5 separate regions of the Mus musculus genome follow, and all the other regions are linked to region 1. Evidence: chromatin loops called from intact Hi-C (ENCODE). Cell type or tissue: heart. All regions are shown on one strand. Each heading gives the region's core, and the rest is flanking DNA. Links, peaks and the distances in the headings are about the cores only. Region 1 has its middle 170 kb from the start of Cemip2. Region 2 has its middle 25 kb from the start of Gm38486. Region 3 overlaps Cemip2 (cell migration inducing hyaluronidase 2). Region 4 overlaps Cemip2 (cell migration inducing hyaluronidase 2). Region 5 has its middle 100 kb from the start of Cemip2.

Region 1 (6,040 bases), core at 438-5,437:
AATGATGTACAAAGACAAATAGTGCTAACCTTAGCACTCTTCAGGTATGTCCCTGTACCTTTAAAAAATTTTGTTGCCTACCTTTCACAAGCCCAAGTACAATCAACAGTGAAGGGTGACAATTTCAGCCAGATACAGATAAGGCTATACCACAGTCCTATGGCACAGCCAGATACAGACAAGGCTATAGCACAGTCTATGGCACAGCCAGATACAGTCAAGACTATAGCACAGTCCTATGGCACAGCCAGATACAGTCAAGGCTATGGCACAGTCCTATGGCACAGCCAGATACAGACAAGGCTATGGCACAGTCCTATGGCACAGCCAGATACAGACAAGGCTATAGCACAGTCCTATGGCACAGCCAGGCACAGACAAGGCTCTGATACAGTCCCTCCTAAGATTGTACCTCCACACTATTCTGATTCTATTCTGCTCAATTAAACCCACACACAACTCTCAAGGTCTGTGTAAGATTAAACTATGCTAGAGGTGTACTTTTCAGTATCACCACGTTTATTAAAATCCAGATGCAAGACCCCATTGCAGCATCTCAGGTAGTCAGGAGTAGGCCCCGTGTTGCTCACATTTAGTAATATCACAGTCTGTGCTCCTGTCTTGTGACCACCCTTTGTGTCAAACAGCTTTAGAGGAGTATGTGTGCTCCTTAGGACAGTGATCAGTGTGGAGATGAGGAGGTCGTCACAAAGGACCTCAAGTGTTGGGAGCCAATGTGGGAAAGGGCAGGACATCCAGGCAGAGGGAGTGACATAGGCAGTGTGATGTATGCAGTGAAAAGCCAGCACTCATGTACTTGCACACACACATGCATATATATGCACACACACATGCATATATGCACATGTGTGCATACACATGTAATTAAAAAAAAAACAAAACAAAATCTTGGCAAAAGCCTATAGAGAAACTGGAGACAGTGGAAACCAACTCAGCTCCTCCTTCCACAGTAGGGAAAATGACCACAAGAAGCTAAACCGAGCACAGAGGAAATGAAGACAATAGCTTCTGGGGCTCAAGGAAACAATCTGTGCCAAGAGTTGGCAGGATGGAATATTTCAGCAATATCAGAGAAGGTGGCTGGTTGACTTCCTGGAATGAGTGGGATATAGTTATCTCTGACTCGAAGCAGATGATATTTGGAGCATCCATCTCAATCTCTTATTCTTTGATGTACATAATATATCTAGAATTTGGGGTCACAAAAAGAAAAAAAAAGTCGGCATTTCTTTATATATAAAATAAATCTAATTAGGCTTGAAACATCAAAACAAATGCACTTCTGGCTGTAAATTCAACATAAACTAAAATTCTCAACTATTGACCAAGAGTCCTGCAATTACCCAGTTTCTCATTAGAGTGACTGGCCAGAGAAGGCTGTGTTAATGGGCAGCGGAGCCTGCTCTTGGTCAACAGATGTAGTAATTGGTTATTCTCATTAGTGGCATCTCAGAGTTCACAGAAAGAAAACAGCACACGAGAAAGAACAGTAGCACTTGTGGTCCTGGCGGCTTCTACATCACTGGGTCTTCGTTTCTTTCCCCAGGAGAATGAATGCACTTTCTGGAAAGGAAGGAAAATGATAAGCACACCCAAAGGAAGTCAATGTCTGTGTGTTTCCGGAGAGAAACGTAATGTCCGTGATTACCACACACTTTTCTGATGGAAGCGAAAATTTCCTGCCTTTTAGCCCTTTAACGGCCACTGCGTAAAGCTGGATCCTGGAGTATTTTCACTTTTAATAAAAAAATTGAGCCTTCTCTCTCGGCAGCAGCTAGCACAGTGCTCTGTGTGAATAGCCCAGGGCACACTTTCAGTTTTCAGTGCTGGGATCCACAGGGCAAACAGCTCTCAAGGCTCTGCTGTAGAGCAGAGCCAGGGCCCCTTTATTTGCTAAATTGGTTTGGTAAATGAATTTGTCACAGAAATCCTCTCTGAAAGAAACAACTCAAATCTGCTGGCTTTTCTTTATATATTTTAATGTCATTAGGACTGTAGTTTGACTCTGCTCCTTCCAGAGACCCCTCACAGTTCTTCCAGTCATTTGTTTGTTTATGAACTTACACTGAAGATCTGCCATGTGCCAAGGTGCGTACTGTGAGCAAACCTAGGGCCTGGATTGAGGGTTGTGTTTTGTTTTTTGTTTTTTTCAGAGAAGACATGGAGATTCAGGAATAGTCACGCAGTGACCTGCTTAAGGTGTAAGGAGAAAATTCATGTTCTGTCTTAAGAAGGTCTGTGTTGATATGTGAACCTGTCATATCTACGTCACACATGTCATTTGTATAATAGAATATAAAGTGTCCTTATATCCTGAGATTTCTGTGACTATCCATTGAGGTAATGGATGCCAAGCTCTTAGCCTGCTTTCTGGAATCTTCTGTCCTGAGCGGTGGCATTGAAGTGGCAACAGTGACAGGAACTGTTCTCATTGGCTGTGCAGTTCAGAACATTTCTGATCAGTCATTTTCTCTGTGTCTGTCAACAACCGTAGGGGACTCAAACAAGAAACCTGAGTCTGTCTTAACCCCCATCCCCATGGCTGAAATGACAGGTAAAGACCTGGTTAGAGAAAGCCAGTGAGTTCTGGGTTCTCTTCTTGAGAAAGGCTTGGGAGAAAAGTTGGGACAAACGCTGCATCTTCAGCTGAGGATGAAGAGGTTCGTGTAGTCACAGATGTGTCTCTGAGTCTTGCCCAAGCTGGCTGCTGCTCACCCAGGCCGACACTGCTCTGACAGTGCTCCCTAGTGGCCCGTGGGAAGGGAACATTTCCCATGCTAGAGCAGGACTAGATCCCACAATATCTGCAGCCCAGAGAATACTCTGCAGTCATTTATGAGTGAATGGTAGTCACCCCAGAGGCCCTAGAAGAATATCTATGAAGGACCAAAAGAGAAGCAGGATGCAAAGGCCCTAAGTAATCAGAGCCTCTTCCTGTAGGGCACCACCTAAAAAAAGGTTTCCCATATTGAACAATGCACAGGTAAAGTACAGGATTAAACATAATTATGCAGACATAATAATATGTGAAAGGACATCGACTAGGCTGTTCACTGGGGCTTATGGCTGATATATGTAGAAGGAAGATAAGAAATATAAAAAAAAATCCAACAAAAAATGAACAGAAAAGCTCTATTTGTACAGAATTATGTCTGCATGTATTCAAAATAAAACCCAATTTACGAGTAAAATCATCCAGATGAGGAAAATTCTGAAAGCCTTCTTAGTAAAGTGGAATTTTAAGACCACACCATCTCTTCATGTATTGACAGAGTTTTAGAATGTGACTTTAAAAATCTAAAATGACTTCTTGAAGAAACTATGGTTTTTACAAAAGTTCGATGCACACGATAGGATTCGTAGAGCCCCTTCTGAAGCTTTTATGGTACAAAGGCTGTTGTGGGAATTCCCAGCTTCTTTCCAGAGACGTGAGAAAGAACCATGGATCTGACTGTGATGTCACAGTTCTTCCCGCCGTAGAAGCATCTGCACACAATCACACTGCTTGAAGGCTTGCTTGTCTCACAGTGGTTTCATTTCACCCTCGTGTGAACAGCAGTTAGGATCTCCCTGAAGCTCCTAGCTGCGATGCGCAATGGTGTGCTTTTCTGTTCTCCACTATTATGATAGTGAAAGATCCTGGCAGAATGTAAAAGGACACAGAAGCCCTGAAATTGGCAAGATAGACGTCAGTGTTAGCAGAACTAGCTTCACTGATTTAAAAAAATAGAGGTGCACAATGCTCTGGCCACTCCTGGAACCTGTGTGTCTGCCAATGTTCTGACCAGGTGTGTGCCCATTGCTGCACCTTCATTAGACTCTTTCCTTGTACCCCTCCCATACCCATTTCTTGAGAATAGACATTGTTTAGGTCTGGAAATCCCCTAATCTCCCCCTTCTCCTTTCCCCCCTGAGGGCCTATAAAAACTGGGAACTCTTTACCCTCGAGGTCGACTCCTCTACCCCTGCGTGGGATATGAGTCCTCCCCAGAGCTCTGGCTTTCCCCGAATAAAGCCTCATGTGGTTTGCAACAAGCTCGGTCTGTCGTGAGTTCTTGGGTGTCCGCTATTGTCCTGAGGCCTGAGTGAGGGGCTCCTCTTGGAGTCTTTCAATAGCATACCACAGGCGGGGCCGTAAGCACAGAAAAGAGGATTTTAAAAACTCACAGTATTAGTGCTGTGGAAACTTTTTGGAATATATGAGGATGATCCTAGTAATGACTCCTAGTAATAGAGGAGACAAAGCCTGAACTGACCGTTTTCTGTAACCAGGAAAGACTTCCAGTGGTGGGACTGGGACTGGGACTGGGACTGGGACTGGGACTGGGACTGGGACACTGACTCAGACACAAACCCTTAGACCTACAATTTGTCTCGCCTGCAAGATGTGCTGGGATAATGGTGGTGCAGAACTTGTGGGAGTGGCCAACCAATGACTGGTCCAATGTGATTCCATTCTATGAGAGGGAAGCCACATATGGCACTGCCTGGATGGCCAGAAACCAAGGGCTGGATAGCCCAGAGACCGAAGATAGAAAAAAGTAAATGAAATAATTCCTAATGATATTCTGCTATATTCATAGATTGGTGCATAGCCCAATGTCATCACAGAGGCTTCATCTAGCAACTGCTGGGAGCAGATGCAAAGACTCACAGCCAAACATTAGGTGGAGCCTGGGGAAACCTCAAGGAAGAGGGAGAGGAAGCCAGAGAGGTCAAAAACACCATAAGAATATGGTTCAGATCATCACCTAAGCAGGGCTCAGAGGGATTCGCAGAAACTGAAGCAACAATCACAGAACCTATATGGGTCTGAGGTAGGCCTTCTGTATATATGTTGTGGTTGTGCAGCTTGGCGTTCTTGTAGGACTCCTAACAATGGGAGTAGGGGTTGTCTCTGACTCTTTGCCTGCTCATATCAAATCTAGGTTGCCTCATCTTGATATGAGATGGCTTGTGCCTAGTCTTATAGCTTGTTATATGGAGTTGGGTTGATATCCCTGGAGGCCTGCTCACTTCTGAAGAGAAACAGTGGATCTGGAGGAGAAGGGAGATGGGTGGGATAAGTAGAGGAAGGGGAGGCTGTGGTTAGGATATAATGTGTGAGAGAATAATAATAAGAAAAACCTCACCGGGCAGTGGTGGTGCATGCCTTTAATCCCAGCACTTGGGAGGCAAAGGCATGGGGATTTCTGAGTTCGAGGCCAGCCTGGTCTACAGAGTGAGTTCCAGGACAGCCAGGACTATAAAGAGAAACCATGTCTCGAGAAACCAAAAAAAAAGGAATAAGAAAAAAGAAAAAAAGAAAAAAGGAAAAAGAAAAAAGAAAAAAGGAAAAAGAAAAAAGAAAAAAAGCCTACCTCACAGTATTAGAAGTTGACAGTCTAAGATAGGCAACTTCACTGGATTGGTCTTTGGTGAGGTTCTTCTGCTGTTTGATGAAGAACCTGGTGGGAGCCTGTGGGAAGACAGAGCAGAAATCTGGTAAAATAGGAAGCAAGGGAGAGTGAGAGGCTTCCAAGAGAATTCACTCACTCCATGAGAGCAGCATTAATCCCCTTGGGTATGATTATCCCAGAACCCAGTTCCCTCTTAAAGTCCCACTGCCTCATTATTTCCACACCAGGAATCAAATTCTGTACAAGAAAGCTTAAGAAAGAGGCTTTAGATCTGCCTAAAAATCACCGAGGATCAGATGACACAGTAGGAAGAGATACTACAGGCTCAGACCATTTCAATTACTGCAAGAGCCCTGTGATACACACAGGAAGTGACTCACTTATACGACATCTAAAACCAGAAAATGGTCACATGACACAGTGGGAGGAGACATGCTTGGGACACTTCCAACCACCGGACAAGGCCATAACATAAGGGGGCGGATCCCCATTTGTATAGGCTGCTTTTCAGCATCCACACTTGCACCTTGGGGATAATAAGGGACAGGTGGAGTGTAGCCACCGGTTTCTTCATTGAGAGTAATTGTGAGCTTTTGTGCTGTGTACTGGGGATATAAAAA
Region 2 (6,040 bases), core at 1-5,000, 370 kb before region 1:
CTACTGCCACATCCTACTTGGCTTGGTCATGGAACCATCACTAGACAGTGACAGAGAAGGAATGAAGAAAGGGCAGACACACAGACATATCCAGGACAGACACTAAGGAACAACAGACACATACACATATGTACCCAGAAAGGCTGGGGTTAGGTGGGCTATTCAAACTCTGATGGAGCTGTAGCAACTATGGAAACAACCTGGAACCTCAGAATGTTAATCATGCACAGCCCAGAGAGGAGGGTGTGACCTGTCTCAGATGGTCTCAAGAGACAGCCAACTGGGGTTGTAAACACCTGGGAGGAGGAAAAGGAAGAGGGGGAGGAAAAAGAGGAAGAAGGCGAAAAGAAGAAGAAGGTGGCAGTACCCTGGAGGACAGAAAGAAGTGACTTGATGTGTAGGTCAAAGAAAGTGAGTGGAAGCCATGTGGAATGTCAAGTTTTGAGCAAGGAAAAAAACAAAGGATGGCATTAACTGAACCCAAGATTACAACAGTGACACAGCAGCCCTGGAGACAGCTGGACAGTGACACAGCAGCCCTGGAGACAGCTGTGGAAATGCTTGCTCCCCGCCCCCACCCCCACCCCTGTAGGAAGGTACATTTTGTCATTAACCTGGTTTCTAGCTGTACGTGCACTGTGATAACAAAAAGCAGGTTCATTTGTAATTGGCCTTGCTATGTTGCTTGGTATTGCTACAGACAAGGTAGCTCCTCCCTGTCTGCATCTAGGCAAGGACATATAATTTCATGGACTGCTAGATTGGAGCTATTCTCTGGTGTGTTGTTACCAACAGACTCAGGCCCACCTTCTGATGCTGCTGGTGCTTGGCACATCCAGAAAGACCTGGGAACTGGTTCTGCCTCTGTGAGTGGAACAGCCTGGCCTATAAAGTATGTTGCAGGAAAGCCAGAGCTACACAGAGAAACCATGTCTTTAAAATTAATTAATTAATTAATTAATTAATTAAAAGATCAGTTTACTCACATACTTTATTCTTTCTCTCTCTCTCTCTTTCTCTCTCTCTCTCTCTCTCGTGTGTGTGTGTGTGTGTGTGTGTGTGTGTGTGTGTGTGTGTGAGAGAGAGAGAGAGAGAGAGAGAGAGAGAGAGAGAGAGAGAGATTACTTGAGTTTTTGCTAAAGTCTCACTCATTTTCAGGCTCTGGGGACAGTGTTAGTGGCACAAACCAAAAGGATTGACTTTCCCTCCTATGGTCATAGACTTACACTCTGGGACAGCCTGGGCTGGGTTCCTTCTTTTACAGAACCTATGCCAGGGCGTCTTGATCAGAGTTAGTCCTCCTAAGGGCAAGGATGGGGGTCTGTGGATGTGGCTTCTGCTCATTGGTTCCCTCCAGTCTCCCTAGCTTCAGGGCCTGTGCTTTCTTCATTTTGCCCAGGACAGACTCTTCCATCAAATCTTCCCAATGCAAAATAGTTCTTTTTAGGTTTATTTGGTTTTGGGATTTTGGTTTTTCAAGACAGGGGTTCTCTATGTGACCCTGGAAGTCCTGGAACTTGCTCCGTAGACCAGGCTGGTCTCAAACTCACAGAAATCTTCCTGTCTTTGCCTCCCGAGTGGTGGGATTAAAGAAAATAATTTTTAAAGATCAAGGACCTGTCAACCTTATTCATGCCCTATATTTTTCTGCTCCTAGAGAAAAGCCTAACTGGCAGGACATCAGTGTATTTGTATTCGCTGACTAGCACATCAATTCTAATTTCCAGTACATGGTAGTGCATGTATGTAATGCCAGGACAACTGAGATATACGTTAAATCTGGACTGTGTAGTAAGATCTTGTTTTAAAAAGAATAACAAAACGTCAGTCTAGATTTCTATGGTCTATTTATATTAATAATTTTTGAGTTTGAACATTTTGAATATCTGTACTTAGTCTATTACCCATGTAGACTTAAATTAAGACAATTGACCTTAAGGGTAGAGCAAACCTGGGTTTTAGTACTAGCTTTGAAATCTCTCACTCTACTTCCTAAGCAAATTATTTAAGCCCTGTTTCCATCCATTTCATTACATTTGATAATAACAATAATAATATCTTCCTCATAAACTGATTTTAAAATTAAGGCGATGTGGTATGTGTTAAGTCCTCAACCAACACAACACAAATATATATAATATAAATATATATATATATATATGTACATATATTTTTTTCTTGTACTCATCCCCAAAACAGTGAGACTCAGTGAATTCATCAGATGGGGTTTAGACAGGCTAGAGATAGACATGAGGTATTCCCTATTGACCTTGGGCATAAGGCATTTCACATTGAGAGGAACTGGGTGAAGGAAGCCGGTTGAGCCATTCCAGAAATGCCTAGCGCATGCAGACTACGGGCTGAATTAGTCCATGTATTCGTTTGAAAGTATTTTTCACACCTCTCACCAAGAACAGTGTGCTAAGGCAGGATCAAAGGGAATCAATGGTGGCTCCTGCCCTGCAGGGGCTGCTTCCAGCAAAGAGCACAGTTGTCAGAGGCCTATACCGGCTCCTGCTGTTGCCCTGGCAGCATAAACACAGAAGAAAGCAAGCAGCATTTCTCCACGTGGGAGGCAAGTAAGAGCTGAATACGAGAACAGGATCCTGTTGCAGAGGTTTGAGACAAGGCTCAATGGAGGTCCCTTGCAAGATTTTGAATACGGAAGTGAACCAAGTACCAGAAATGGAAACGATAAACAGATCAGCAAATACTCATTTATTTTTTAATACACCCATACTCACCCATCTTCAAACTGGCACCATCCTTTATAGTTAAATCAATCCCGGGCCTCTGAAGCTGCCTGCAGTCGTCACTTTGTATGGAGAGAGGCAGTAAGATTTGCAAACCCTGCTGCCTCTCTGCCTCTAGACTGCTTGGGTTGATGCAACTACTTCTGGCGGCTGTGGTCATGCGACCTCCAGGGGGCGCGATTTCCCTTAGTTCTGGTGGAACTGTGGTTCTCAAGCCAACATGAGAATTTTGTTAACTCAGTGTCGCTGGGTCCCATTCCCACAGTTCCTGGTACAGTAGGTCCGTAGGGTGGACCAAAGAATGTGCACTAGTAATGTGTCCCCAGGGTGTACTGCCTGTGCTGATCCACAAGAACCTAAGACCCTTCTTTAAAAATAGGTAAAATGGCTAGAATTTTGAAAGGGAGCCTTTCTATAAAGTCCACAAGAGAAAGGAAAAACAAAGAGTGAAATTTAAAAATTAGGTTGGGGGATGGGGGCGCAGTTCCCTGGGAGAAAGGCAGTTCTCTGGGACAAAGCATGCCGGGTACAGGAGAGGCCCTGGGCTCAATTCCTACACCATATCAAGCAAAGACAACAGACAGAGCTAAGCCAAGCAACCATGCAACTTATATGTTGTGGCCGTGAGTCCTGGATGCTAGCTGGTCTTTTCCAGTTCCCATCTTCAGGGTAGCTGTCTACATACTTTGATTATCGGAAGAGGTTTTAGCACGGCCGTGCCAGGAAAAGGTCAATGGAAACACAGTGCGGAATACAAGAACGGCACAATCCGAACGAGCAATGTAGTCGTAAAATAGAAGGACACTTTTATTTCCTTAACAGACCCTTCTTTATGTCATGTCTGCCTCCAGTCCCAAGAGCAGAGTTTTGCTTTGTACCTTGAGAATGCCTAAGGAATATCAAAAGTAAAACTGAATTCCAACACTCAGCACCCCCTGGTTGGGAGCACAGCCCACCATACCGACATTACTCATCTGTTCCCAGCTGGCTATATTTATCCTGTGAACTTTGAATCGCATGTTATTTTTAACATAACTACAGCTTTCCCGATAGCACCCAGTCTAATAAATACAGATGTCTTCTGTATTTAACCTCTGGACTGTGTCTTCCTTGGACGAAGTGTCTTGTCAAAGAGGATGAAAAAGCTCTTAGAAATCGGTGCTCAATGGCCAGAATGGTGTTTATATCAACACCAGGGCTTGGCACAACTGTTGGTCATTCTTGAAAGAAAAAAATCTGCACAAGAGGCCTCCCTTAAAGAAAGTTAATCTCTAGTTACCGTATGTATCATCTCTCGGCTACTTGAGAGCTACTAAATGCCCATGCATAGCCCCCCGCTTCTTATTTAGTTTCTGTTGTTCTCTGCCCTCGAGGAGGGGAGACCAGAAAAAGCTCCTTTATATCCCAAACACCCAAGGGCCCTAGATTACTGCAAGAACAGTAGGAGGCGAGGAAGATGGGGAGAAGATGGCCGTGTCCAGACCCACTTGAAGCTCCTCCGTGAACATCAGTTTAGATCCCGATACACAGAAGATGGAGGCTAGATGGAGAGCAACAGAGCAAGAGGGATTCAAACAAGTTCTGGTAGCTGCGGATCCACACCCCACTCTCTTCTCTGCCGGATACATCTCAGACAACAGCGTTTTACCTGTCACTCAACCTAACGAGGAGGTGTGAGAAAGAAGCCAGAGCTGAAGCAATCCTGAAAGGAATAAGCAACACAGTTCTATGGAGTGTGAGAACTGGAGCAAATGGGGTGGGGGTTGGGGGGAAGGGACGACGGAAAGGGGAAGAGAGAGAAACTTTCTCAGGATAAGCTGTTCTTGTCACCAGTCTACATTCACCCGTGTGCGTGCACACATTCATCATGATGGTGGATAATTCTTTCGCAGGTGCAACGCCATGCGTTTTATTCTCCCCGGGTGACTAATGAACTAAAGTAATTTTGTTTTTCTTCTTAAAATTTTGTTTTCATTTTTAAGTAGAATATAGTTCTATCATTTCCTCTTCCCTTTTCTCCATCCCAGCCTGTGTACCCCTCTCTGATCTTTTTCAAATCCATGGTCTCTGTTTTCATTAATTTTGTTTTACACACACACACACTTTTTGTTTGTTTGCTTGCTTGCTTTTTTGAGACAGGATTTCTCTGTGTAGCCCTGGCTGTCCTGGAACTCACTCTGTAGACCAGGTTGGCTTTAAACTCAGTGATTCGCCCACCTCTGCCTCCCCACTTCTTGGATTAAAGGTGTGCACCCCGCCCCTCCAGCTACTGACATATATCTTCATCAAAACAACCTGTTCAGTATGCACCAGACATGCATGTGGTACACAGACATACATGGAGGCAAAATACCCATACACCTAAAATGAATGCTAAACATATGTTAAGGAGCTAGTATCTTGCTTGACAGACATGAAATGAAGGGACTTAAGAATTTCAAACTGACAGTTGATGGGTGAAAAAAAAAAAAAAAAAAAAAAAAGCCAAGTGCCACTGCCACCTGACTCAGACAAATTTCTTTTAATACTCTTACTTCCTGTTATTTTCCTGACGTGGAAACTTCTAGTTTCTTTGGAAAGTTAGTATGTCAAATTATATTTTGCTAGGGCACACAAGAGAAAGGATGTTTTGCTGGAGCGGACACAGGAAAGAATGTCTTCCTGAAGCAGACACAGGTGAAAGGATGTTTTGATATAGCAAACACATGAAAGGACCTGTGATGAAGGAGTATAAATATGACCCCACAGACAGTGGGAGATGAGGACTGAGCTTCGGCTTCTCTGCTCCACCTCACTATTCTTCCATGATGACCCACATGTATTTGTTCACCTTAAATAGCATGGTTGAGCTCAACTTGTGGTAATGCTGCCATTGAGAGAAACTCACCTAAGAACTGCTCGTGAGGTTCCTGCAGCAGCTTGCTGCTTCTGTAGTTTCACCTCAGACTAGCTGACAAGTTTCTTCAGGATTGACCTACAGCTGCTGGTTTGTGCCTGGTGTTTGCCTGCCTACCGGACTGGTCTGCAGCTCAGTCATATTTGGTGTTTGCTACGGGACTGAACTGAAGATCAAGTTCACCCCCAAAGAACTGTTACTAAACAGGTCTACTTCTCCCATGTCCTAATACTATTTCTCTTCCACTACCTCTGCTGGGTGGTGGACTAGAGGAAAGTTTGAACCCCTATTAAAAGTAGGTTGCAAAAAAAATGTACGCTAACACTCTCCCTTCCTACAAGGTTGGGTTTTTAAAAATTCAGTGACAGCCAGATACTGTGGAAAGCTTCAA
Region 3 (6,040 bases), core at 401-5,400, 89 kb before region 1:
TGTCCTAACCCCAGGCCAAAATTTACTGTGTGATTTTTTTTTTTTTCAATGAAACACGAGTCAGCATCTTAAACAAATTTTTAAAAATCAAACATTCTAACACAGTACATTCCAGTTGGTACTTAGACGCACAAGAAAGACGGTAGGAAAAGAGGAAGGGTTTTGTTTTCCATAATTCAGCCGTTCTTTTTCTACCTGAGCAAAAGACTTTGTGCACTGAACACACTGCAGGCAGCAGGGTGCAGTCTCCTTGACTCAGCTGGGGTGTCCGAAGCATCATTTGCTGGGCTATTGGTGTTAGCATGCACAGTGAACGTACACGTGCTGTGTGCTTAGAATCAAAGCTCTGGTAAAGTCACGTGACGCAACGAGGCTGAGCACAGCCAGAAATACCCTGGGTGCATTATGTGTTTTATGTTTTACATGGAGTTTTGGGTTTTATGCACGCAGACCCTTTCAGTCATGGCACTCTACATGGGGTTATGGTCTACAGTTGAAGAAACCGAGATCCAGAGGAACTCGGGAGCCACTGTAGACATTTCAGGGAGACAGTGTCCACCAAACTCAATAGGGTAACTCGAATCCTGGGTTTAGAAGGAGCTTGAGAGAATTCGACCCTCCTGGGGATGTTTCTGAAATGGAGATGACACCGTGCGGCCTTTTCGTATCCTCAGGTCAATGGTACTGACTTTACCTTCCGGAGTGCGGGTGCCCTCCTCCTCATTGTGGATGCCTGCAGTGTGCCCTTCCGGGTGAAGGAAAAGCGGATGTTCCTTTCTGCAGACGTCAGTCACATGGAAGAATATTTCAAGGCTAGCATCCCCCCAAGGTAGGCCAAGCTTGCCCTGCACCAGAGAAGAACTACCTCAAGATATGACTCCTTGCTACCATGGCACATGCTTACTTCTGAGCTCTGCTTACTCCATGAGCACTCCAGGCTCCCTGAGATATCCCTTCCCACCTCAGGCTGATCCCTGGGCCATTGGCAGATCCCGGATGCTAGATTTTTTTTTTTTAAAGATTTATTTATTTTATGTATATGAGTACATTGTAACTGTCTTCAGACACACCAGAAGAGGGCATCAGATCTCATTATGGAAGGTTGTGAGCCACCATGTGGTTGCTGGGATTTGAACTCAGGACCTTCGGAACAGCAGTCAGTGCTCTTAACCGCTGAGCCATCTCTTCAGCCCCCGGATGCTAGATTTTGTGACTGATAGGAAGGCTCCTGGGAAGAGAAAAATTTCATTGCTCAGCTCTTACTAATGCTTCTTTTACCAACCTACTTCCCACCCAACTGGCAGGGTCTGATTTTGTTGTTGTTGTTGTCCAGACCAGGCAGGAGGACAAGGAGAGGAATTTCCAGACCCTTGCTGCTTTGTGGTGGATGTTAAGTGCAGCTTTTAAGGTTAACATTTCCTGTTTCCTGTATAGTGAGCCTCACCTGGCTTTCTAGTCATTTCCATTGATCTGATGCTATATGTAGCCTGCAGAACTACCTACCTCCTAATAAGGCCTATACAGTCTTTGGATTATTTTGACATAAACTCTGTGTGCACGTGTTCATGCCATTTGTGTGTATGCATGTATGTGGGGGTTGGTGGGGGTCTGGTGTGTGTGGAGGGGGTCATTCGTCAGTAATCTTCCCTCAGTAGCCACAGAAGTGTGATTTGAGTTTTCCCTGTAGATACCCAAATCTGCAGATGCCCGTGTCCCTTGCTTAAGATGGTGTAATATTTGCATATAATCATGATCATCTCTCTATATAATGGTAAGACCCACATAGATGCCATTTAAATACTTGCTATATTGTATTGTTTGGGGACAGTGATAAGGGAAGACGTCTGTTTATACTCAGAACACGTGCAGACCCCACCCCCCTTTTCATTATGCTTACTCTGTATATATATGATGGAATGTGGGCCCGTGCATGCCAAGGTGCACGCAGAGATGAGAGAATATCTTGCAGGACTGTTTTTCTCTGTCTACCATGTGGGTTCTGGGAATTGACGTCAGGCTATCGGGCGTGGCACGGCAGGCAGCTTCGCCCACTGCACCGTTCGGGTGGTGCTTGGTGCTTTTTCATGAATAGTTCTGATGAGCCGCCCGTTAAATTTATGTGTGCAGACCCCGTGGATAAGAGGAGCAACTGTAGGTCTGTCTCATGGTTCAGATAGTTTTAGAGAATTCCTTTCTGAGGTTTCTGAGCTCTTTAAAGATTCTTCTCAATGTTTAAAAACCTATCTACTCACTTTTCTTCAAATAACCTAGGATGTAAATCTTACCGTAAATATTAGAAAACACAATTTTGCAAGGCACCCTGTACACCGAAGATTTAAAAACCTCTACCCAAGGAGAGGCTTTTTAGAGTAAGCTCTTCTCCCTCTGGCTGCTGGCTATATTGCTCTTTTTTTTTTAAAGATGTATCTATTTATTGTATGTCTATGAGTACACTGTTACAGTCTTCAGACATACTAGAAGAGGGCATCAGACCCCATTACAGATGGTTGTGAGCCACCATGTGGTTGCTGGGAATTGAACTCAGGATCCCTGGAAGAACAGTCAGTGCTCTTAACTGGTGAGCCATCTCTCCAGCCCCGGCTATATGGCTCTTTAGTCTTCATTCTGAAGCTTGTGTGTTGGACCCTAGGATTGCTGTGTATGTATACTGCATTGTAACAGTGTTGAGAAGTTATAGGGCAGGAACCAGGGGTACAGGAACATGTTTATAATGTTTATAATCTCAGCAGAGACAGAGGGTCACTGTAAGGTCTACCTAGCAAGTTCCAGCCAGACAGGCTTTCAAAATGAGGCCCTTTCTCAAAAGCAAAGAAACAGAAGTTATGTTATAGCATGGGTGTATATGTGAGTGTTAAGGACTTTTCCAGATAAGCTGGATAATTCCATCCTATGAAGAAGTTGAGATCTGCAGGGCTGCTGTGGCTAGTCCTCTGTAGTTATTCTGAGTCTAGTCACCACTGCTTTAGGAAGACTGCAACCAAGAGCCCACAGCCTCACCCCAGTCTTCAGCACGTGTCAAATCCCACATGAAGGATTTGCATTGCTAAAGGAATCACAGCCAGAGTTCAAAAGAGGGATTCTTTTTCTGAATGGAAATCAACACTATAAGATGCCCCTAACTAAAGTAAATTATGAAGGTCGCACATTTTTCTATAACAGGGAGTAAACAGTGTGCTTTCCTGTTGTACTTGGCAGCTGGTACTGCAGTCCACTTCCAAGAGTGCTGTTTTTTTTTTTTTTTTTAAAGAAATTATACCAATACAATAAGCTTGTTGGTCAGATACTAAAATAAACCTTGGAGCCATAGAGTCTCTACCAGCAAAGAAAGCAGGAATCCACAAACAGCTCTTAAGTATTGTGTTGATTTATTGTACAGTGAAGATGACAATTTTTTTTTTAAATTTTACTATTTTTCATATGTACGTGTGTGCCTGGTGCCTTCAGAGACCAGAAGAGGGCATCAGATACATTAGAGCTGGAGTTGCAAGTGGTTGTGAGCTGCCAAGTAGGTGCTGGATATCAAACCCTGGTCCTCTGGTCCAGGGACAGCAACTGCTCTCAACTGCTGAGCCTTCTCAGTAGCCCTAAAGATGGCAATTAAAACAAAGAAACAAATAAAAACAAGTTTTAAACCATCGAGAGCATCGTAATTTGTTGTTATTTATTTGTTACTGTTATGGTAGCTCTGGGAAGTCTAGGGCCCCTCTCTATGCTAGACCAACACTGTACTGGTCGGCACCCCCGCTTTTATCTTTCCATTTTGAGTTCCTGTTCACCTATTCATCATAGAGGTGTTGACACAGATAGCAGTAGAGCACCCAAGAGAAACTGAGACCACTCTCCACTGAGTACACTAACCCTGGAAGGCTGGCTTCCAGCCTGCCCTCATGCCTACGTGACTCTTGTGGGTTTCCCTGTGTTATCACCCTTCCAAGAACATGAGAAGTAGTTCCCTTTGCAGCAGGGAATTGGGACTTGTGTCGGGCTGAAAGGCATCTCTCTGTTTTCCTTTCCAAATTTGCCTTTATCTGGTATGCCATGCTGTGTGACCCGCCTCCGTGCTGATTGTCTAACTTGGACCCCACAGGTCAATCGTTCTGTTGAGCACAAGAGGAGAAATTAAGCAGCTGAATATCTCGGATTCATTAGCAGTTCTGGGACTGGCCAAGCCAGCACATCTGTACAGCAAAGGTTTGTATTGGCAGTATCCTGGGATGACCCTATGATGCTGCAGTGAATGTATCTTTTTGGTGGTGTTTGTGTGCTAGACTATTCTCATGAGCTCTGCCCGCAGTGAGCATTGTAAAAATTGTTTCTTGATAAAGGACTGTGTCAAAGAAAGTGTGTTGGGATATGGCTTGTCATTTGGGAGGCAGGAGTTCATTGTTGATGTAAGGAAGTGCAGGTGTGCAGGTGTTTTTTTTTTTTTAAATCTATATCTGTATTTATAATTATATATATATATACACACATATAAATATAAAAAATCCTGTCTTTGTTTTGTTCAACTCTGACTCATTTCCCTCGTTATCTTGTAGGAAATAGCTATACACTTTAACTTTTCTCTCCCTCTCTTTTTATAGGTAGTGTCGTATTTTTGGGATTCAGCGGAAACTTCGCACCGTCATGGACGAAGCTGTTCACCAGTCCCGATGAGCAGGGCCTCGGAGTGCTTGAGCAGTTTCTCCCGTTGCAGATGGAGGAATATGGGTGCTCCCGGACCGGCAGTGTCCACAGAAGAGACCTTGACCTGTTACAGCAGGCTTTGAAAGTGCTTTAGAGACTTGGTTGTAATTTAAGTGCTGGGAAAGAAAAAAAAAATGTGAACTAACTTATTTAATTTATGGCATTTTAAGACAACACTGTTAACCCGATGGAACCATTTTCCTGTTTGATAGAAAAGGGAGAGAAGGAATCCAAGCAGTTACCTGAGTGTCAGCTTGCAGGCCTTGGCACTGTGCAGGTGGTAGAGCCCTTTTGTCTTCCTGAGGCTGCTGCGTTCAGAGAGCAGTTGGTCTCGTGGCCCTTGCTTTGACAAGCACATCGGGGGTGCTTTGCTTTTTGTATAGTGGGGTGCAGGGAGTCCAAGGGCTCCTTGAACTTGCTCCTTCGAGGACTGGCTGCTCTAGCATTTCAGATACTTGAAGTCCAATGCTCAGTCCTGCGCTAACTCCAGTCGCTGCCCTGTTCAGTGATGTCTGGGGCTCATTTCTGTACAGCCCACGAGGGTTTTATGTGATGCTAGATATGGTTTTAAGTGGCAACTCAGGCCCAGCACATGTCCTTTTTGCCTGGTCATGTGCTCTTTTTATTCACTTGTATACTGATTACTTTTGAGGGTTCACCTTTCAAAGAGGGAACCTTATTGGGACAAAAGGGCTTTTGAAATTTTTTAGATCTGTAACCATTGAGGAAAAAAAAAGAAAGAAAGAAACAACAACATAAACCTATTACTTGCATCCAGGTGGAACTTTTTCTGCAGCTTTAATCCTTAACCTGTCTTGACCTTTAAAACGCAGAGCGGAACTGAATTAATTTTCTTTAAAAGCAGCAAGCCACTTCCTAAACTGTAAAACTCTTGTCATTTGAACTTGCAAAAGAAAGCCAGGTGTGGTGGTGCACGCCTTTGATCACAGCACTCCAGGAGCAGGTGGATCTCTGAGAGTTTGAGGCTAGCCTGGTCTACGTAGTGATCCAGGACAGCCAGGGCTACGTAGAGAAACCCTGTCTCAAAAGAAACAAAACAAAACAAAACAAAACAAAATCACTCTGTCAACAAAAGCTAACTTGCAAAAGGGAAACCTGTCCTTGGTTTTGGTCTTGTACCTGTGCTTTGTTGTCTTGTTGTGTGGATTTTTTTTTTTTCCAAGCGGCTCTGCTCATTGTCCTACCAGAAAATCCCAGAGAGTTTCCCGCTTGCTCCTCCATAAATATTGTATTCAAGGAAAGAAAGGAGATGCCTTCTTAGGGTGGAATCATGGAGGCAATGGACATGATCTTCTTTGTAGCCTTTAAAAGA
Region 4 (5,000 bases), core at 1-5,000, 120 kb before region 1:
TCTCCCCCGCACCCCCCACACAATGTGCATATACAGCATTTGAATCTAAGTGTTACAAGAAACTGAATTCCTTGAACTGAGACAAGAAAAACCTGCTGTTATTGCTGTGAGCTGAGTAATTGACTAAGACTAATATTTAGAAAGTAGCATCTCAAAGGGAAAAAAAATCTTTAATTTTTCAAAATTATATTTGTGATGTGGAAACTATCTCTAATTAATTCTTGGTGTCATGTGCCCTGACAACACACTCACTTATCTCACTAATTGTAAGAGTATTAAATCTGAGGGTATAATTAGGTTTTAATTTGTTAAATTTGGGAACGATTATACGGAATATTTTATAACCAAAGGAAATTGAACCTTTGGAGTCGTAAAAAGAAGCATGCTATGTCGGGATCAATCATCATGCACGTGTGCACTTAGACCAGCCCCTGTGGCTTTGCATGCAAGGCTTGCTGAATCTTCACCTAGCCCAGGTCAGCTACCATGTTGAGATGGCTGTTTACAGGGTTATACCTTAGTGTTTTATGAATGCATTAAAACATTCAAAATGGAAATCCTTGCCTGATTTCTCCATTTCTATTTCAGCGAATTCAACAACTAGTTCATTCCGTGTTTGACCTAATCAAGGCTATCTAAGCTTCTTTTCTTGGCCCCAGAGAGCTCATCAGTTACACTGAGCTGTCACCTCTCTGCTTGGGAGGGACCTGGGTCATTTCATTTTCCTCCTGAATGACGGATGGCGTTTCTCCGTTCCTCCCTGCCTCGAGAATTTTGGCATCATGTAGTCTGACGTCCTCTCCCAGCCCCGAGGAAGCTGCATCTAGGTCTCATTTTGCCAGGGAATGAATATGTGTGTGTCTGTATATATGTATGTATATATATATATGTATGTATATATATATGTGTGTGTGTGTGTGTATATATATATATATATATATATATATATATTTTGGCTAATCACCATGTAAAACATTAAGTGTACACTAAATGGTTGTTGAATGGCCAGATGGATAAGCTAAAAATATCACTTTTCATGGCCCCTTTGCTCCCCTGCCACTGTTTCCCCCCAGCCCCCCATTTCCAGGTCTGGGTGAAATGAGAAGCCGAGATGTATTCTCCCAGCTCCTTATGCATGTGGATGTACCTTCGGATCCATTTTCACTTTAGCCCCTTGTGTATTTCAGGCTGGTTTATTTGTGGACAAAGGTGTCAAAACGACCAACGCCAGTGCATCTGACCCAAGGGAGTACCTCTGCCTGGATAACAGTGCAAGGTAGGGTCTGTTTTCTCCTCATTGTACACCTAGGCTTAACCTTCAGGGGGAGATCATTTGCATTCGAGCACCTGGGGTGCTTTTTGATGGCAGCATATGTAGATGAAGTTTTGTAAGCTCACATAAAGGCATTTATCTTTCTGAAATGCCGAGGAAGTTGATGGCTTCCTTGTTCCTCTTTCACAGTGGAGATGGTTGTGAGAGCGAGTTACAGAGAGAAACAGAAAGAGAAAGGGTAACAACGGTTTCAGATTTGAGAACAAAGACTCACTCCCTGAAAAACAAGTCATTCCCCGAAACCTAAGCGTATAGAATTACAGTGAACGCGCAGATGTGGTAGAGCACTGGGTTTTGTTTCAAGGGAATGATCCCAGATTAAGCTGGCTCTAGTTCTCCTTGGTAGCCTCAGGTTAACCTCCTGGCGGGCTGGGTTACTCTCCCATGTAACCACATAACGTGTTTGGAATGTGGGCCAGTGTTACGGCGCTCTCTCTTTCTCTCTCTCTTTCTCAGCCAAAGTACACAAAGCATCTCAGGTGCATAGAAAGTGTTCTGGTCAATGTTGCAACCTGAAGTCACACTCAGTAGCAACCAGGAACATACTGTTTTTCTGTACTTCACGTTTATTGACTGGATCATGAAGTTGAAAGGAGATACATTGCAAAGGCTTTTGCTAGATGTAGGAAAGACACATGACCGGCCCAGTTGTTAAGGGAATAAAGCAGGAGCCAGACTAAAGGTGGCTGGATCGGATCTAATGTGCAAGGCAGGACTCGCCTTACACTGTTGAGAGATGAGGTTAGGAGAAGCCGGACAAAGCCCACATAGTGAATTGTGCACAGGACCCCGAAGGTCAAGTTAAGCATGAAACCTTCGAGAGCAGTGAGCAGTGATCAGGGAACATTTAAGGCCCCAAGGTGATGAACCTGGGATGCCAAAAAAATGGGCCAAAACTTAAGGAGGACCACTTAGATGAGAATAAAATTATGAAGCAAGAATATTGGATGTCCTACTTTGCTTCCTGTTGCTGTGATGAAAAACGCCATGTAATAAAAAGCAACTTGGGGAGGAGAGGGCCTATTTCAACTCACAGGCTACATCCTAACTGAGGGAGGCAGTGGCAGGGGCTCACAGCAGGATTCTGATGCAGAGACCCTGTGGGGATGCTATTGCTTACTGGATCTCTCCCTTGCTTTCTACCTGCCTAGGGATAGTGCTACCCACAGTAGGCTGGGCCCTCCTGTTTCATTTAGCAATCAAGAACATGCCCCACAGACAAGCCAATGGACTAGTCTGATCTAGAAAATTTCTCAGTTGAGGTTACTTGTTTCTAGTTGACTCTACTTTATATCAAGTATATCAAGTTAGCACTAAATAAAATTAGCATATTGGCCTAATCTCCCCGCCCTCCCCGCCAAAAAAAACAAACAAACAAACAAACAAAAAAAACCCCTACAAAGTTGCTATTGGAAAGTTGCCCGTGTATTTTTTATTATGTTTGTTATGAGACTAGACTCAAGATGGAATTCAGTCTGGTCTAGAACTCACAGGGCCTGCCTGCCTCTGCATCCAAGTGTTGGGATTACTGGAAGGAGCTACCAAATCTGGTCACACCTGCTTTTAAAAAGGTTTTTTATAGTTGGTAGTTTCAATGAGTTCGTGCCAGAAAAACTGTTAAACAGTTGGCTTCTTTTTCTGCCTTGAAAGAACTTATCTAAGCCTGCTGGCTGAGCTGGCTCAGGGCTTGCGTCACAAGTGTGAGATGTCAGTGCAACCTCCCTACAAGGCAGGCGAGGTGCCAGGAGAGGTAAGGGGAGTCCTGGGATTGCTGAACAGAGTCCAGCTGAATCATGCAGCACCGGGTCCACTGAGAGACCCTGTCATGAAACTAATGTGAGTCGTGAGTGAGGAAACCAGCTGACAGGAGCATCCTGCCTCCACACATGTTTGTTCCCTCATGTTTGTATGCATGTATGCAAAGGCCACGCTATGTACTTTATATGTTTGTATATAGTATGTACATGGATGGAGGAATAAGTATATTAAGAGGCTGTGGACATTGTAACTGGACTCCTCATTATGGCTTCAGAAGTTTGTTACTAGATAAACCTGTACGTATTATGAAAATGGTAATTATTCCTTCATACTCTGAGTTCTCTTACCAGTTTTCAAATGCAGACATACTAAGGAACTAGACTCCATTAGTAAGCTGTAACCTCAGAGCTAATTATAGAAGGGGAATGACTAGATAGTTGGCAGCTGTATGTATGTGTGGAGCAGTGTGCAGACTATGTCCACGTGTGTTCATGCAACCCAGACATGAGTAAAAATGACAGGACACAAATGAGTAATAAATAAATCAGGCTGTGAGCTGAACACCGGGCTCCTGGGATCTAGCAGATACACTCATCCCGTTCCTCAGAGAGGAAGCTGACTCACCAATTATCAGAGTCCTCAAGATGGGAAACAGTGGGAATTTGAAGATTGGGAAACTTCATTAGAAGTTGGGGAATTTCATAAAGAAGTTTTTAAAAGGGGTAGGGTGAGGCATGGTAGCCAATCAGTGCATTATAACTAATTAGTACATTCAAATCAGGGGAGGTGATTGTATTAGTTATTTTTGTCATTGCTATGACCAAATATTTTACAGGAAGCAACTGGAGAGGGGGGAGGGTTTTTTTTTTTGTTTATACTTTGAGAAGGGATATCACGGCAGGGAAGGAAGGCTCAGTGAGTGGCCAGGTTGTGAGGCAGCTGAGCACAGAGAATCCACAGTTATCAGTCAGAGGGAGAGGAACACTGGTGTTGGCTGACTCTTTCACAGACTGGTGCCACTTGCATTTAGGGTGGGCCATCCTACCTCAGTTTACCCAGTCTGGAAATTTCCTCACAGACATGCCTAGGGATGTCTCTCTATAGTGATTTAAATCCCACTAAGTTGTCAGCAGTATTAACAACCGAGAGACTGGAGAGATGGCTTAACCATTAGGAGCGCTTGCAGCTCTCGGAGGACAGGAGTTTTGTTCACAGCCTAGGTTGGGTGGCTCACAACCACCTGTACCTCCAGCATCTAGCCTCTATGGGCACTTGTTTTGTGTATATATATACACAGAGACACAGGACCACACATACACTTAAATAAAAATAAAATAAATCTTAAAGAAATTAACCATCATGATGTTTTGTCTATATGTGTGTTAGTGTACCACCTTCATAACCCAAAAGAGGTTATCAGATCCCCTTGAACTGGAGTTATAGATGGTTGTGAGCCATCATGTGGGGGTTGGGAATTGAACCCAGGTCCTCTGGAAGAATAGACAGTGCTTTTAACCACTGAGCCATCTTGCTAGCCCCTAACTGCATTTTCTAAATACCAGTGAAAAAGCTGAAATTGAGGACCCAGCTTTGGTGTAAATGATCAGTCATTGGGCTATATAGAGATGCTCAGAAGAGATGAGGGGGCTGCAGCAGGGGGTCACATGTTGCATTATAATATCTGTGTGTCTTTATTTAGAGTAGTGGTTCTCAGCCTGTGGGTCATGACCCCTTTGGTGAGGTGGGGGTCACATAGCTGATACTCTACATATCAGATATTTACATTAAAATTTATAACAGTAACAAAATTACAGTTGTGAAGTAGCAGTGAAATAATTTTATGGTTGTGGGTCAGCACAACATGAGGAACTGCATTAAAATGCCGCAGCAGAAGGAAGGTTGGGGATCC
Region 5 (6,040 bases), core at 402-5,401, 61 kb before region 1:
TGAAAGTGGACCTGTTTAGAAAGGTTCTTTGGGGCAACTCCCATCTGTGGTGTCTGGAAATCTGCAGTTCATTTCACAGGTTAGCAGCAGCAGCTCAGTCCACTTGCACATACTTCACGGGTCAAATCAGCAGCAGCGGTGGCCTGACCTCTCAGGAACAACCAGGCCTCAACCTCAGCACAAGTCAGCAGGAGGGACTTGGGCCAACAGGAGCACCAGAAAACATTCTTGGCTATGTCTGTTTCAATGAAGGAAAGATCAGCGAAGACACAGGACCCATAAGTGTTGCACAGCTAGCTCTATAAGCAAGCCAAGCTCAGCCTCCATTACTGTCCGTCGAGTCCTATTTATGCTCCCTCCAAACATCACATGTCCACTATGTGTTTTGCCTCAGCACATGCGTCTGTCTCAGCTGTCATCTCTCTGCCAATCAGCCTGAGTCCACAGAAGCAGTAAGAAACTGTAGCACACCACCAGAAGTTCTCTCTACAGAGTCCCTACAAATGTAGCTCAACTACACAATGTAAGGCAGACCATATATGCATGCCATTATTGAAGAATCCTTCATCATGTGTTCTTTCACATGCTTGCTTTAGCAGAACATCCTTTCTCCTGTGTCTGCTTCAGCTAAATGTTCCTTCACTTGTTTGCCCAAGCAAAACACCATCCAAATGACTTTCCAAAGAACCCTTAAGTTTCCACTTCAGGAACTCACCAGGCAAAGACAGTTCTTGAGCTATGGACCTGGAGCTATGTCTGCAGATATGGAGCTGGTGGTGTGGTATGATGCCTTGGCTTGCAATAGGCAGCTATTATTTATATACCTCAATCACAAAATTTGTGCACATGTTTCTTAGTTCACGTGAAGCTCCTGGCTGTTATGAGGTGCATTGCTTCTTTCTTTCTACCACACTTACTTTTCTGCTCATTGCCAGTATCTTCTGCTACATACACTGGACTATTCTCTACCCCACCCCACCCCACCCCACCCCACCCCAGATCACATTTACCCTACACTACCCTGTTTCTGTGACTTTCTACATATTCAAAACCTTTTGATTGAATGTCAGAGCATATTGAAATATTTTCAGAAACACCTAAGCAACAGTTAATGTCAATACCATAGACCTAGTTTGAAAAGACTTTAAAGTGATGTTGAACTTCATTGTGACCAGGTAAGAAGATGGGTGCAGAGGCTCCTCCATCTTGTTTTCTTGCTGGGGCCATGTCTGGGTTAACTATAATTTGATCTCCTTGATGGAGAATTCCAGGGAAAATGATCCAATTTTATTCTAGGAACCCAAGGTCGGATGTCCTAGGTAACTTAGCTTCTGTTAAACTACCTGTTTCTGTAGAACCTCCAGCTTTTTCTCAGAGTCTGTTAAATTGCTTGCTTCTGTGATGTACCCTCTCCAGCTGCCAAGTGAAATACCAAGATATGGTTTTTACCTTTAAAACCCCTGGACTCTGGACTCCTAGGGCTCTGCCTAGGTCCCTGAACACTTGGGTATAGTCTCAGCTGGCTGGAATAGAGTCCCATTTGACTAGGAACTGGGTCTGAGTGGTTATTTTCTGATGCCATCATATGAGTAGCTATGGCTCAATATAGTCTACACATACTAACAGCGGCAACTTTCTTTTTTTTTTTTTTTTTTTTTTTTTTTTAAAACAGCTTCTTTTTTTTTTTTTTTTTTTTTAATTTATTTATTATTATATGTAAGTACACTGTAGCTGTCTTCAGACACACCAGAAGAGGGAGTCAGATCTTGTTAAAGGTGGTTGTGAGCCACCATGTGGTTGCTGGGATTTGAACTCTGGACCTTCGGAAGAGCAGTCGGGTGCTCTTACCCGCTGAGCCATCTCACCAGCCCGGCAACTTTCTCAATCATGTCTTGATGACAGAGACTGTAAAATGCAATCATGATTCTAAAATGTAACTGGAGATGTTAAAATCTCCGAATAACAAGAAACCATGAATATCTTATGAAACTTAATTTTTATATACATGTGGTCATTGAAATTTATAACCTTCAATCACTGTGACAAACAAGCTTTCCCAAGTTATTCTCTGTTGTGAAGGGGGAAAAAATGAAACCCAGGGTCAAGCAAGCATACTGGGATTGCCTGTAAGTAAAACCTTGTGCTTAGAAGATGTGGCTGTAAATGCCAGTCATGCGTTCTTTTCTCTTCACATTCCTGAGGGCAAACCCTTGTCCTGTCTCCACTCTGCCTTCCATCAGTCACACCTCTTTCTCTTCCCGTCAGTCACTTTGCTTTGTTATTGTCTCTTGTTGTATCGAGGTTGGTTTGTTCCACGGAAATAACAAATGCCTGGATTTCCTGCTTCCCAGAGCTCTGGGGTGAGTTAAGTGTACAGATGTTTATTCCTGGTGACAATCCCTGTTGGCAGGTCATGCAGTGCTTTTGTTTGAGGGCTGGCTTTGCTCCAAGATGCTAGCTGAAGTGGGAATCCTAAGAATTCACTTTCATTTAGATCAGACAATTGAACCAATGGAAGAATGCTTGCCCACTTCTCTCGGCTCCTATATGCCTTAGAACCAAATTTTGTTTGTGCAATCTGCGAGTGATTTTTTTTTTCCCTTCTCATCTGCCAAAGGGTAGGGAGTGGAAGATAATTGCTCAAGGGAAAGCTCTTTGTTCATTGTCTCTGATCTATTTCATAGGAAAATTTCCATAGGAATTCTAGGAAGAGAAACAAGCTGAGGGAGAGAGTGACATTTGAGCTGTTGAGTGTTGGCTGGTTCTGTGGCTAGCCGGGTAGCCAATGAGTGTTCCTAGCCATTGAGTGTTCCTGTCTCCGGTTCTGTGGCTAGCAGCACAGCCAAACCTAAGGAATGTGGGCAGTCTTTGAATTGGAGCTCCATGTCTGGCCACAATGCTAATAGTTCCTCAAGGGATACTTGGTATTTGCTGCTAGGGGCCTCCACTGGCTTTTTTTCTTAGACACAGGCAAACTCTTGAGACCCATTCAAAAGGGTTGCAGTAAGGAAGGATGGTAGAAAGGAGGTAAACATGACTCAGTTTCCCTTTCCTGACAGTCACCTCCCCTTTGTCAGATGTTGCCTAGTGTCAGTGACCTCTTCTTGGGGTTCTCTCTTTCCAGATAGGGAGGGGCATATACCTGGGAAGCCGATATCAGGAAGCTGTGGTCTAGAGAGCTGGCATAGGGAGCAGGGATAGAAATAGACGCTTAGGTGATGTGAACAAAGCCCAAGTAGCTTACAGGAATCAAGAGGACCTGGAAAAACCCCTAAGGCCTGAAGCCTTTGTTTGGAAAGTTTTGCAGCATAGAGGCTGGCCAGGTCTCAAGAAAGCTTTTCCACCAGAGTTTCAAAACAAAATACTGAGGGGGGAAAAAAAAGAAAAAAGAAACCTAGAATAAACAGAAAGCATCTCTCTTTCCTTTTTGTTGGCCAAGTTGTAAGTTCAGCGAGAGGCCTGGTGAGCTGGATATGGAGAGGAGATGTAGTCCACCTCAGAGTAACTGGAGAACCTCGTCTTGCACCACATCCACATTGTAGCACTGCTTTATTAACTAGGTACACTCTCTCAGACCCTTGACCTTCCTGTGAACTATGTAGTCTTGCATATGCCTAGAACAGTTCTTGTTTTTCTATAAGTTTCCCTTTCTTTTGTTAAGTATAGAAAAAATATAGATTTATTATGAATATTATTTTGTCAGTTAAATAATTTATATTATTTATTTTTACCTTTTTTTTAAAGCAAGTCACCCTCCCCCTCTTCCTGACTACCATCAAGGCTATGATGGATGGGTCCTAATGCTGATCCAAGTTAAACCCCCCACCCTTTTTTTTTTTTTTTTTTTTTTTTTTTTGGCCTGGTGGCAAGTAGAGCCACAATGGGTGGATAAACAGAGATCTTTTCTTGGTGTTTCTCTTTCCACTTTCCCCACATTTTCTCTAACACTTAGGTGGTGGTGGGTGGTGGGTAGTGGGTGGTGGATGGCGGGTGGTGGGTGGTGGGTGGGTTGGGGTGGCACAGAAAAGCAGCCTGAATTGAGAACACTCTCAGGTTTTGACAGGCTTTCTCTGTCACTGTTTATAGCTCACTCCTGATTGGTCCCATTCACGATCTCATTTGAATACTGGGACAGGCTCTGTGTAAACATAGTGCTCATTGGATTTTTGCTAGTCTAGCTCCCAGGTCTCATGCATGGCTGGTTCCCAGACCCTCCTGTCCTCATTAGGAGGGAGAAGCCTGAAGATAAGACCTCACAGTCAGGTTTGGGCTGGAGTTGGGTCCTCAGTTCTGGCTAGGGACTTTGTTCCTAGAAGCTCTTGGGAGAAGGAAGACATGTCTTGAGATAAACCCAGCACACACAAGGAAACCCACTCTTGATTCCATCGCTCCTGCTTCCCAGGCAGAGTGTTTGTTCCTGCCTTCAGGGGTCTCTAGTCCCAATTTGAGAGCCTTGGCCTTTGAGATCTGTTACATAAGCAGCAAGTAGGGAGCTCTTCCAGGCCTGCCAATGATGGGAGGTGTGCTGCTCCCGCTGCTATTTGTGGGTGGCCTACTCTTTAGAGACTGGCTCTGCACGGGACTGTTCATGATTGACATCCCATAACATTTACTAACAACTCTCTCAGTTGGGCAGTGGATGCCTGCTGAGACCCAACGGTTGTAACAATGCCAACCTCTCCTGACTGGCTGGCATCCTGCTTCTTGGAACATGCAGTGTTCCACTCTCCCATTTAAGCTGTCCCTCCTGGCAAATAAAAGATGCCCTTGCTGCCTCTTTGCTGCCTGCCGGAAAGAAGGCAGGTCAAGATTCTGAGATGGAGTCAACTGTTTCCATAGAGCCACATTGGCTAGCTTCAAACTTACTATACAGTCCAGGCTGGCTTTGAACTCATAATTACTCTGCTTTACCGTCCCAAGTGAAAGGATTACAGATGTGTCCCACTGGGCTTGGATCAAGAATTGATATGATTTTGCTATTTATTTAACATCTGTTTCCCCCCCCCCCCCCCGCCATGTTCAACAGAAGACATTTACCACAGAAACACCTTTAGAAACATTGCTAAATAGAATCCCTCTTTGTTTCTTGTACCATTTACAAAATATTAGCAGTGCCAAACGTATTATGGTGAGAAGGGCTATGAGCCCCTCTCAAGGAACATGGCGAAAGTAAACATCAGGTACTTACATCCATCAACCATGGCACATATGCTGTGAGTTCTCTAATAGTTCTTTACATTTTATTCAAAGTACTTTACATTGATCGCATATAGTATGTCAATATTGCTCATTAACAGTGGTACTTTCAGGATACTGTTCAGTATGGGTTATGAAGAGATTGCACAGAAAATGTCAGTATTTTGTTTTGTCTTCCCTGGTTACTATGTATCTGCTATGTCTGAGTCTATAATGTCTCTCACAGGCTCCTGTGTTTGTATACTTGGCCCCTTGCTAGTGGTACTCTTTGGGAATGGTGGGCCTAGTTGTTAGAACTAGGTCACTAGGGCTGGGCCTTTGAAGCTTTTCTCTGGTTCAGGTTCTGGTCTGCTTTTTCTGATTCTTGGTTTGTGCCATATGGGCAACCATGGCCTTCTGTTCCTGTCGCTGTGAACAGAGATGTTGCTGTTGCTATGAGCACCCTGCTGTGGCTGACTGAAATCCCTCTAAAACTGTGACCTGAGATAAACATCTCCTGCTAGAAGCTATTTCTGTGAGGTATTTGCTTACAATAGCAAAAATGATGGCTAATATAACAGTCTTCATCTTATGGTCTCATTCCTGGCCTTACACCTTTTGTGGTTATCGCATAGGTCTTTGATAGCCTACCACACCTCTTGCAACTCTCGTTTTCTTAAAAAAGTTCTCTTGACATATCCCCCAAACCCAAACTATGTCCATCAAAAAGGTTCTTTGTTTCTGCTACAGAGCTCTTAACTTCCAGTATTTTCCTTTCATTCTCAGACCTCCTGTCTTTGTTCACATTAACCATCCATTCTTGCATGCTTTAAAATCTTTTTTTTTTCTTTTTAAAACCTTTTAC

What was found. Peaks named below come from ENCODE experiments on the same cell type or tissue, not always from the same donor. Only the 100,000 strongest peaks of a DNase experiment are listed, where the experiment ranks them.
Region 2: a loop joins it to region 1, with 4 times the contacts of the local background. A loop is called at or near these places in 6 of 42 quality-filtered maps.
Region 3: it touches region 1 in a loop (5-fold over the local background); 6 of 42 quality-filtered maps call a loop at or near these places.
Region 4: a loop joins it to region 1, with 4 times the contacts of the local background. A loop is called at or near these places in 6 of 42 quality-filtered maps.
Region 5: it touches region 1 in a loop (4-fold over the local background); 6 of 42 quality-filtered maps call a loop at or near these places.

Annotation. Positions count from the first base shown.
Region 1 is chr19:21,940,879-21,946,918 of GRCm38, forward strand. No RefSeq gene overlaps it. Among named protein-coding and RNA genes, the nearest start is that of Cemip2, 170 kb to the left of the region's middle. In heart, for the core only: a CTCF peak has its summit at 2,771 (motif pointing left); DNase peaks (open chromatin) are centred at 993, 1,623 and 2,723; H3K27ac peaks cover 2,064 bases.
Region 2 is chr19:21,568,460-21,574,499 of GRCm38, forward strand. No RefSeq gene overlaps it. Among named protein-coding and RNA genes, the nearest start is that of Gm38486, 25 kb to the right of the region's middle. In heart, for the core only: a CTCF peak has its summit at 2,914 (motif pointing right); a DNase peak (open chromatin) is centred at 2,932; H3K27ac peaks cover 956 bases.
Region 3 is chr19:21,851,551-21,857,590 of GRCm38, forward strand. Cemip2 (cell migration inducing hyaluronidase 2) reads left to right here. Exons shown (of 24, transcript NM_001033759.2): 22 at 675-829; 23 at 4,109-4,212; 24 at 4,605-6,040. The coding sequence ends at 4,801. Among named protein-coding and RNA genes, the nearest start is that of Cemip2, 76 kb to the left of the region's middle. In heart, for the core only: a CTCF peak has its summit at 3,464 (motif pointing right); no DNase peak of the experiment used is centred there.
Region 4 is chr19:21,816,736-21,821,735 of GRCm38, forward strand. Cemip2 (cell migration inducing hyaluronidase 2) reads left to right here. Exons shown (of 24, transcript NM_001033759.2): 12 at 1,188-1,276. Among named protein-coding and RNA genes, the nearest start is that of Cemip2, 41 kb to the left of the region's middle. In heart, for the core only: no CTCF peak of the experiment used is centred there; DNase peaks (open chromatin) are centred at 3,066 and 3,626; H3K27ac peaks cover 322 bases.
Region 5 is chr19:21,879,970-21,886,009 of GRCm38, forward strand. No RefSeq gene overlaps it. Among named protein-coding and RNA genes, the nearest start is that of Cemip2, 100 kb to the left of the region's middle. In heart, for the core only: no CTCF peak of the experiment used is centred there; DNase peaks (open chromatin) are centred at 2,412, 2,842 and 3,292; H3K4me3 peaks cover 896 bases; H3K27ac peaks cover 3,138 bases.